2 separate regions of the Homo sapiens genome follow, and region 2 is linked to region 1. A link is a loop called in an ENCODE intact Hi-C map of the cell type or tissue named here. Cell type or tissue: psoas muscle. All regions are shown on one strand. Each heading gives the region's core, and the rest is flanking DNA. Links, peaks and the distances in the headings are about the cores only.

The links. A loop is a pair of places that touch in the nucleus more often than their neighbours do. Peaks named below come from ENCODE experiments on the same cell type or tissue, not always from the same donor. Only the 100,000 strongest peaks of a DNase experiment are listed, where the experiment ranks them.
Region 2: it touches region 1 in a loop (4-fold over the local background); 96 of 110 quality-filtered maps call a loop at or near these places.

What each region holds. Positions count from the first base shown.
Region 1 is chr2:200,903,814-200,907,370 of GRCh38, forward strand. It overlaps NIF3L1 (NGG1 interacting factor 3 like 1), which reads left to right. Exons shown (of 7, transcript NM_001369441.2): 7 at 1-112. Among named protein-coding and RNA genes, the nearest start is that of NIF3L1, 16 kb to the left of the region's middle. In psoas muscle, for the core only: a CTCF peak has its summit at 2,082 (motif pointing right); a DNase peak (open chromatin) is centred at 2,108; H3K27ac peaks cover 303 bases.
Region 2 is chr2:201,179,761-201,185,084 of GRCh38, forward strand. It overlaps CASP10 (caspase 10), which reads left to right and starts at 3,381. Exons shown (of 10, transcript NM_032977.4): 1 at 3,381-3,548. In psoas muscle, for the core only: no CTCF peak of the experiment used is centred there; no DNase peak of the experiment used is centred there; H3K4me3 peaks cover 1,587 bases; H3K27ac peaks cover 634 bases.

The DNA.
Region 1 (3,557 bases), core at 1,058-3,557:
TTCACCAAATGTTCTATCGCTCGTAAGGTAAAACTGTAATATAACTACCATATTAAATAACAAATGTTCATTATAAACTCTAGGAAAGATTGAATAAAATCTGTTTACTTAACATTCTTTGGAAGGAGCTCAAGTGATTCTGTCCTTAGTTTAATTGTAGATGGGATGGATCCATTTGGGTATCTCTGCCCTTGGTTAGTTAACATTATGCTTGAAAAACTTGGGCTTGAACACTTCTAGGTAGTAGCCTTTTTGCAGTGATAAGAAGTTCTGTTTGTCCTTGTTCCTAGTTCTGCCTACATTCCAGTCTCTCACCTAAATTTCAGAATCAGAATGAGATTTATCAGGATGTTGTTTTGAAAATATGTATACACAATCATTATTCATATTACTGTTACTTTATTGCTTTTTAGATGACTTACCTGTAATTTTTTTTTCTTCCACAGTCCTTTGTTCCCGATTTCTGCTCTGTCACTTCCCTCTCCTGGCAATGAACTTGGCTGCCGCAGGCAGGGGGCAGGGCCAGGGAATGAAATTCCAGAGCAGAAAGAACAAAGTCAGATATCTCAAAATATCATCCTGCCCCATTTAATCTGGGCCTTTTATCCATGTGGATGCCCCTTTCTAAACAGCACCTGCGCTGGGCTGCGAGGCCCCTGCCTGCCTGCTGCTGGTTGGGCAGGGCAGATACACCTTTCTCCACCTGAGGACTGCGTTCTCAGGTAATCTGGCTAAAGCAATATTCCCTCCATTTTAGGCATTCTTAGATTGCTTTTATGATTTGTGCTATTTTACCATACCACATGTAATTTTTACTTCATGCTTTTGTGTAAAGCAACTTTTTCTCTTTTTGTTTATTTTTTATTGTGGTAAAATTCACATAACATAAAATTCGCCATTTTATTTTCCTGCCCCCCCCTTCCAAAATTCACCATTTTAAAGTATACAATTCCGTAGCTTTTAGTACATTTACAGTGTTGTGGTACTGTTACCACTACAGTTCCAAAGCATTTTTCATCACCACAGAGGGAAGCCCCCATTAAGTAATAATTCCCTCCTCCCATCCCCTGGATCCTATTTCTATGGATTTGTCTATTTTGGATATTTTCTATAAGTGGAATCATAAACATGTGGTCCTTTGTGTCCGGCATCTTTCACTTATGTTTTCTCCATTACTGCCGCCTTTTGTGTTTGATTTTTTTTCTAGTATTTTGACTCCCTTATTTCCTTTTAAGTATCTATTTTATCTTCTTACCTATCTTTAAAGGAAATTTTATGTGACATCCATTATAACTTAAATATTTACTTAATCTATATTAAATACAGGATTATTAAAATACAAAGGAACACTGCTCAAAAGAAATGTCATTTTTTTTTAATGTCATTTTTTTTTTTTTTTTGGAGACGGAGTCTCACTCTGTTGCCCAGGCTAGAGAGCAGTGGCATGATTACAGCTCCCTGCAACCTCTGCCTCCCGGGTTCAAGCGATTCTCCTGCCTCAGCATTCCAAGTAGCTGGGATTACAGGCACACGTCACCATTCCCAGCTAATTTTTGTATTTTTAGTAGAGACGAGGTTTCACCATGTTGGTCAGGCTGGTCTCCAACTCCTAGGCTCAGGGGATCCGCCCACCTCATCCTCCCAAAGTGCTGGGTTACAGGTTGAGCCACCGTGCCTGGCCTGAAATGTCATTTTTAAGCTTAGTGTCTAATGACATGTTTTGTGTTGTTTTGCTGATTTAATAAATAAGGCCAGATACTGACATGAAACAGTGGTTTAGTAATCCCTTATCTACTCCAGAAAGCTGAAGGCTGAGGAAGGACATGCACATTCCCTCACAGGTGTCACATGAAAAATCTTCCCTATCCTGTAGGACTTAAAAGGTCGCCTTGGATGCCCACATGGACAATACATTCCAGGTGGAAGGTTGCAGATTGTAGGGAATAGTGTCACCACCTTTGTTGTGCATCCATGACACCTTATATAATCTCTTGTGCACATGTATTAGAGGGTGCTCCATACCAATCTAGATCAGGATCCAAATCAGACACTAGTGCAGGAAAGAAGTGAAGCTGGCCAGGAGGTGGCAGCAACAGTTCAGCCCAAGGCAAGTGCTGCTGGGCAGAATGAAGGTCCAGCGTGGCCAAGTCTTCCTGATCTTTCAGGGGCAAAGGAAATCTGGATTTTTAATATGTGGGGTGTTAAAATATACATATATTATCATATATAAAACATACATATATACATGTTTCTGCACAGTTCCTGGCTTATAACTCCTCTAGCCCTTGTTACAGTCTTTTAGGTGTGTTAAGCCTCAGGGGCAGGCCTCAGGAAACAATCTCTCAGAGTTCTCCTGCCCTCCTTTCACCAGTCCCAAAGCAAAATCCTAATCTCCCTCCTTTTTCTTTTTTATTTAGAGACAAGGTCTTGCTCTGTCACCCAGGCTGGAGTACAGTGGTGTGATCATAGCTCACTGCAGCTTCAAACTCCTGGGCTCAAGTGACCCTCTCTCCTCAGTCTCCTGGGTAGCTGGGCCTACAGGCACCTGCCACCACCCACCCCCTACTGACTAATTTTTTCAAATTAAAAAAATTTTTACTTTTGTAAAGACCGGGTTTTGCTACACTGCCTAGGCTGGTCTTGAGCTCCTGAGCTCAGGGAATCCTCCTGCCTTGGCCTCTCAAAGTGCTGGGATTACAGGTGTGAGCCACTGAGCCTGGCCGTTTTTTTTTTTTGAGACGGAGTTTCACTCTTGTTGCCCAGGCTGGAGGGCAATGGCGTGATCTTGGCTCACCACAACCTCCGTCTCCCGGGTTCAAGCGATTTTCATGCCTCAGCCTCCCGAGTAGCTGGGATTACAGGAATGTGCCACCAGACCCAGGTAATTAAGCATTTTTAGTAGAGATAGGGTTTCTCCATGTTGGTCAGGCTGGTTTCAAACTCCTGACCTCAGGTGATCCGTCCTCCTCGGCCTCCCTAAGTGCTGGGATTACAGGCGTGAGCCACCACACCCGGCCTTATTTTTTTTTATTTTTTATTTTTTGTGAGACAGAGTCTCACTCTTTCACCCAGGCTGGAGTGCAGTGGCACGATCTCAGCTCAATACAACCTCCGCCTCCCAGGTTGAAGCAATTCTCCTGCCTCAGCCTCCCAAGTAGCTGGGATTACAGGCATTCGCCACAATGCCCAGCTAATTTTGTATTTTTAGTAGAGATGGGGTTTCACCATGTTGGCCAGGGTAGTCTAGAACTCCTGACCTCAAGTTATCCACCTGTCTCAGCCTCCCAAAGTGCTGGGATTACAGGCGTGAGCCACTGTGCCAGGCAAATGCTGCCATTTTAAGACCTACACTTTGGGTACCAAAGGTAAAGATGTTGACCCTAAATACTTGGGAAGCCTGGGGCCAGTGATAAATATAAAAATTGGTATGAAAATTTAGTAATGAGCTTTGTATTGTACTCATGCTTAAAGTTATATTTTCCATAGCATCAGTCTTTTCAAATTTGCCTTATTCAACACATTAAGGATGCTACAACTTATGCTATTAAAACCTCATA
Region 2 (5,324 bases), core at 1,719-4,218, 280 kb after region 1:
GGTTCAAGTGATTCTCCTGCCTCAGCCTCCTGAGTATCTGGGATTACAGGCATGTGCCACCATGCCCGGCTAATTTTGTATTTTTAGTAGAGATGGGGTTTCTCCATGTTGGTCAGGCTGGTCTCAAACTCCCGACCTCAGGTGATTCACCCACCTCGGCCTCACAAAGTGCTGAGATGACAGGTGTGAGCCACCGTGCCCAGCCAGGAGTCATTACCCTTTAGTCTACCCAGACAGAGGGTGGGGAACTTGGACCACAGATTGTATGTCAAGGAAAGCCAACCACTGCTACCACTACCCCCTACTAATGTGGAACTAAAGCAGTAGTTGACATCCACCTCTACAAAAGGCCATGAAGGTTTTGATTGGCCCTTCACGTGCACTCAGTAGACTGCAACCAATCAGGAAAGAGATTGTAAGACGTGTTTATTCTACCACCATCAACATGCCCTCAGTAACTGTGTGTAGGAGGAAGTAGAAAATGCTGAGTACAAATATCTGCACTGCACGCCATCTCCCCTCTGTAACCTGATTCAAATGTTTCCCTGGAGCAGTAGGATAAAAGTTACAGTTTTACTTCCTGGGTCTTTATTCTACCTTTACCTTCCAGACCTAGATCAAATACTTCCTCCTCCAAGGAATGTCTGACTGATTGTCCCTTCTTAAAGCCCCTGTGGCACCAAAGTGAAGCCTCACTGTGGCATCACCACCCCCTGCCCGCAGTTACAGATGCTACACGATGTCATACTGAGATTCGGGCAATGGTAGCCCGGGGATCAAGAGCAAGGGGTTCGGAGTCAGAGAGACCCACGTTTGAGCCCTGAATTCTTGCTCATAGCTTTGGGATGGTGGCAAGATTCCTTGCCTCTCTGAATCTGGGTTTCCTCATCTATTGAATGTGGATAATAATGCCAGCTAAGGCTGGGAGTTGTTATGAGTTCATCAGAGAAGTTTAGAAATGGTAGTACCGGTCGCCATAGTTACTATGGAAAGCAGGTCACTTTGCTTTCCAATTGTGCCCAATTCAGGGCTTTGAATTGCCTGCTAAATATTTAATATTATTGAATCAAAGTTGAAAGAGTTAATATACTTTATGAACAGAGTGAGAGAAAGTGATAGTTTCAATAAGTTGCCTCCCTAAATGGCCCAATAAATTTAATATTTATAATAAAACAACTAAATAGAAGACCAAGACTTACGGCTTGTCTTTCTTCCTTTTTAAGTTATTTTCCAGAAAATAATATTTATATTTTAAGTTAAAGTAACTGCAAATTGGAAACCACAGGGGGAGCCCCAGGCTGGGACAAATAATGACTAGCCTGGTCCCAACAGAACAGGCAAAGAAGGTGGTCCCTACACTCTTTATGGTCAGTTGGGGCCCCCTCCTCACTCTGCTGCAGCATTCTAGGGTCAGGGCCCCACCTTCCCTGGAACTGGGGTAGTGAGTAACCCAGCCTGCTGTGCTCCGGCCCCCCTTTCCCAAGAAGGTTTTTTTTTTTTTTTTTTTTGAGAGAGTCTTTCTCTGTCGCCCAGGCTGGAGTGCAATGGCACGATTTTGGCTCACTGCAACCTCTGCCTCCCGGGTTCAAGCGATTCTCCAGCCTCAGCCTCCTAGTAGCTGGGATTACAGGCATGTGCCACCAAGCCTGGCGAATTTTATGTTTTTAGTTGAGATGTGGTTTCACCATGATGGCCAGGCTGGTCTTGAACTCCTGACCTCAAGCAATCTGCCCACCTCAGCCTCCCAAAGTGCTGGGATTACAGGTGTGAGCCACTGTGCCTGGCCAGGACTTGTCTTTTTCTTTTCTTTTTTTTTTTGAGAAGGAGTCTTGCTCTGTAGCCCAGGCTGGAGTGTGATGGCGTGATATCCGCTCACCGCAACCTCCACCTCCTGCCTTCAAGCGATTATCCTGCCTCAACCTCCCGAGCAGCTAGGATTACAGGTGTGTGCCACCACGCCCAGCTAATTTTTTGTATTTGTAGTAGAGACAGCGTTTCACCATCTTGGCCAAGCTGGTCTCGTGATCCGCCTGCCTCAGCCTCCCAAAGTGCTGGGATTACAGGCGGGAGCCACTGCACCTGGCCCCAGGACTTGTCTTTCTTAAGCACAGAAGTTCTCTGAATGATGCCTAGGACATGGAAAGGACATTTTAATACATTTGCTAATCAAAGCATCATAAATCTTGCTTTTTTTCCCCATAGATAAAACATCTTTCTAAGACTCTGTACCTCTTTCCAGAGTGCTGCACATTTGAGTTAGCTTAATTATAGTGTAGTGACTTTGATCCAAACTTGCTGGTTTAAATCTTGGCTCTTCCAGCCGCTCACTGTGTGACCTTGGGCAAATTAATTAACCTTTCTGTGCCTTAGTTTTCACATGTTAAAGCAGCAGTCATAGTAATAGTATTTATCTTACAGTGTTGTTGGGATGGTGAAATGAGTAAATATTTGTAAATGCCCTGGCACATGGTAGTTGCAATATTAGTGTGCAGTATTGTTTTTATGATTAGAAATAATGTCTTCAAAGTCTCACTTTCCTGCTGGTTTGAATGTGCTGTGAGAACACATACTGTCAGTTTTGCCTACCACAAATTTGTTGAGTCTCTTGCAGGTACCTCCAAATGGGCTTGTAATTCACCATCCCCACTTTTCTTTTTTTTTTCCTTTCTTTTTCTTTTTATTTCTTAATTTCTCCCACAAAGACTGAAAGTGAATCCCCACTTTTCTTTTATCTTTTAAAAATTTTATTTGTGGGCCGGGCACGGTGGCTCCATGCCTGTAATCCCAGCACTTTGGGAGGCCAAGGAGGGTGGATCACAAGCTCAGGAGTTCGAGACCAGCCTGGCCAACATGGTGAAACCTCGTCTCTACTAAAAATACAAAAAATTAGCCGGGCGTGGTGGCGCATGCTTGTAATCCCAGCTACTCGGGAGGTTGAGGCAGGAGAATCACTTGAACACAGGAGGCAGAGGTTGCGGTAAGTGGAGATCGCTCCATTGTTTATTTGCATGTGGACATAAGAAAGGGTTAACATGGCCGACAACTATTTCATGAGCTTTTTGGCTTTATTTGAAAAGTGAAGTGTGTTTGGGGAAGGAGTTGGTTAGGAAAACAGATGCTTCCCTTTTTGACTTACCAAGGAAATGGAGATCCAAAGGAAAGCCTGAAGCACTTTGTGGCTTCCACGGGTTCGTTTCTAGGAAGCTTTTGCTTTACCTGGGGAAACCCCAAGCTCTACAGTGAGAAAGTTGTAAATTAGCCTTTAGGAGACGCTGTTTGTCAAAGTTATCTTAACCCTGGAAAAGGGGAGGGAAAAAGGCAGATAAGCAGTGATGACATCAGCAGGAAACTAGTATCAGGCTACCCAGTCCTGAAGATTCAGTTTTCACTTAAACAACCAGCAAGTCTTGAAGTCTCTTCCCAAGCAAATGGGAGCTTCTTTGGACCTTGGAGCACACAGAGGATTCTACTTTCTTTAAAACTTTGTTTTCAGGCAATTTCCCTGAGAACCGTTTACTTCCAGAAGATTGGTGGAGCTTGATCTGAAGGTATGTAATTAACAACCCTTCTTACTCCAGAGTCTCATGCTTGAATCTTTTCCTTTGCTTCATGGCTTCGTGTTGTAGAAACTTGCAAAAACTTGTCAGCAATGGCACTATTTTTTCTTAGATTTCTTTGTCATGCCTGGGAAAACAAAAGTTAAAAAATCCGGAAGCCTCCAACATAGCCTTTTACCGGGGCAGAAATATGTTAGCTCACAGAGACAAAGTTTGGTAGACTCACTAAAACTAGAGATCAGAATTGTCAAGAAACCACAAGGCAAATGCTAGATGCGGTAGAATAGAAAGGTGTCTCCAATAAACCACTCATTTGACCTCAGGGCTAGTAGCAGGGAAGATCCCCTGGATTATCACATTAAAAATGACATTTTTTTGTTTCTTTTAACACCAAAAGTAATGTGTATGCTCACATATGCATAAAATTTGAGAAATTCAATTGGAAGCCCAGAAGGAAATTTGTATTATCTATAGTTATGTCACCTCGATATAACCACTGTTTGTTATGGAGGTTTTGATTTTTGCTGTGTCTTCCTTCCTTTATTTATTTATTTATTTATTTATTTATTTATCTATTTATTTATTTGAGACGGAGTCTCCCTCTTTCACCCTCCAGCACTCAAGCTGGAGTGCAGTGGCACAATCTTGGCTTACTGCAACTTCCGCCTCCCAGGTTCAAGCAATCCTCCCATCTCAGCTTCCTATGAAGCTGGGACCACAGGCATACACCACCAAGCCCAGCTAATTTTTGTATTTTTTGTAGAGACGGGGTTTCACCGTGTTGCCCAGGCTTGTCCCGAATTCCTGGCCTCACAGTGATCCACCTGCCTCAGTCTCCTGAAGTGCTTCTCTGATTATAATGAAATTTAGTATGTAGAATACCATAGTTTATAGACTAGTCAGATGGAAACATTGACTCATGTAATTTTTATCTTCCTTCGCTGATTTGAGCAACTCTTGTCTAAAATCACCCTTTCCTTCTGAGGTCTAGGAGGTTTTTTTGTTGTTGTTTTGTTTTGTTTTTGAGGCAGGGTCTTGCTCTGTCACCCAGGGTGGAGTGCAGTGGCACAATCATGGCTCACTGGAACCTCCATCCCCGGGGCTCAAATGATCCTTCTGCTTCAGCCCTCTGAGTAGTTGGGACCACAGGCGTGCACCACCATGCCTGGCTAATTTTTGTATTTTTTGTAGAGATGGGGTTTTACCACGTTGCCCAGTCTGGTCTTGAACTCCTGGCCTCAAGTGATCCACCCGCCTTGGCCTCCCAAAGTGCTGGGATTATAGGCGTAAGCCATGACACCCCACCTGTTCCTTCCTTTATAAAGTATTTTCTTGTTTCTAAAAATAGCCAAGTTCTGCATATTGACTACATACCTCAAGTGCTTATAGAATAAATAGTATTACAATGAAAATTTTATCACTGCATTGCTCCTCTGATTATGATGAAATTTAGTATAGAGAATAGCATAGTTTATAAACTGATCAGATGGAAACATTGACTCATGTAATTTGTTTTTTTTTAGTGAAAACAAGTTTATTAGAGAAGTAAAGAAACAAAAGAATGGCTACTCCATAGACAGAGCAGCCGACTCATGTAATTTTTAACTTCCTACACTGATTTGAGCAACTCTTGTCTAAAACCACCCTTTCCTCCTGAGGTCTAGGATATTTTATTTATTTATTTTTCTTTTTGAAACAGGGTCTCACTCTGTCACCCAGGGTGAAGTGCAGTGGCATGATCATGGCTCACTGCAACCTGTGCTCCCC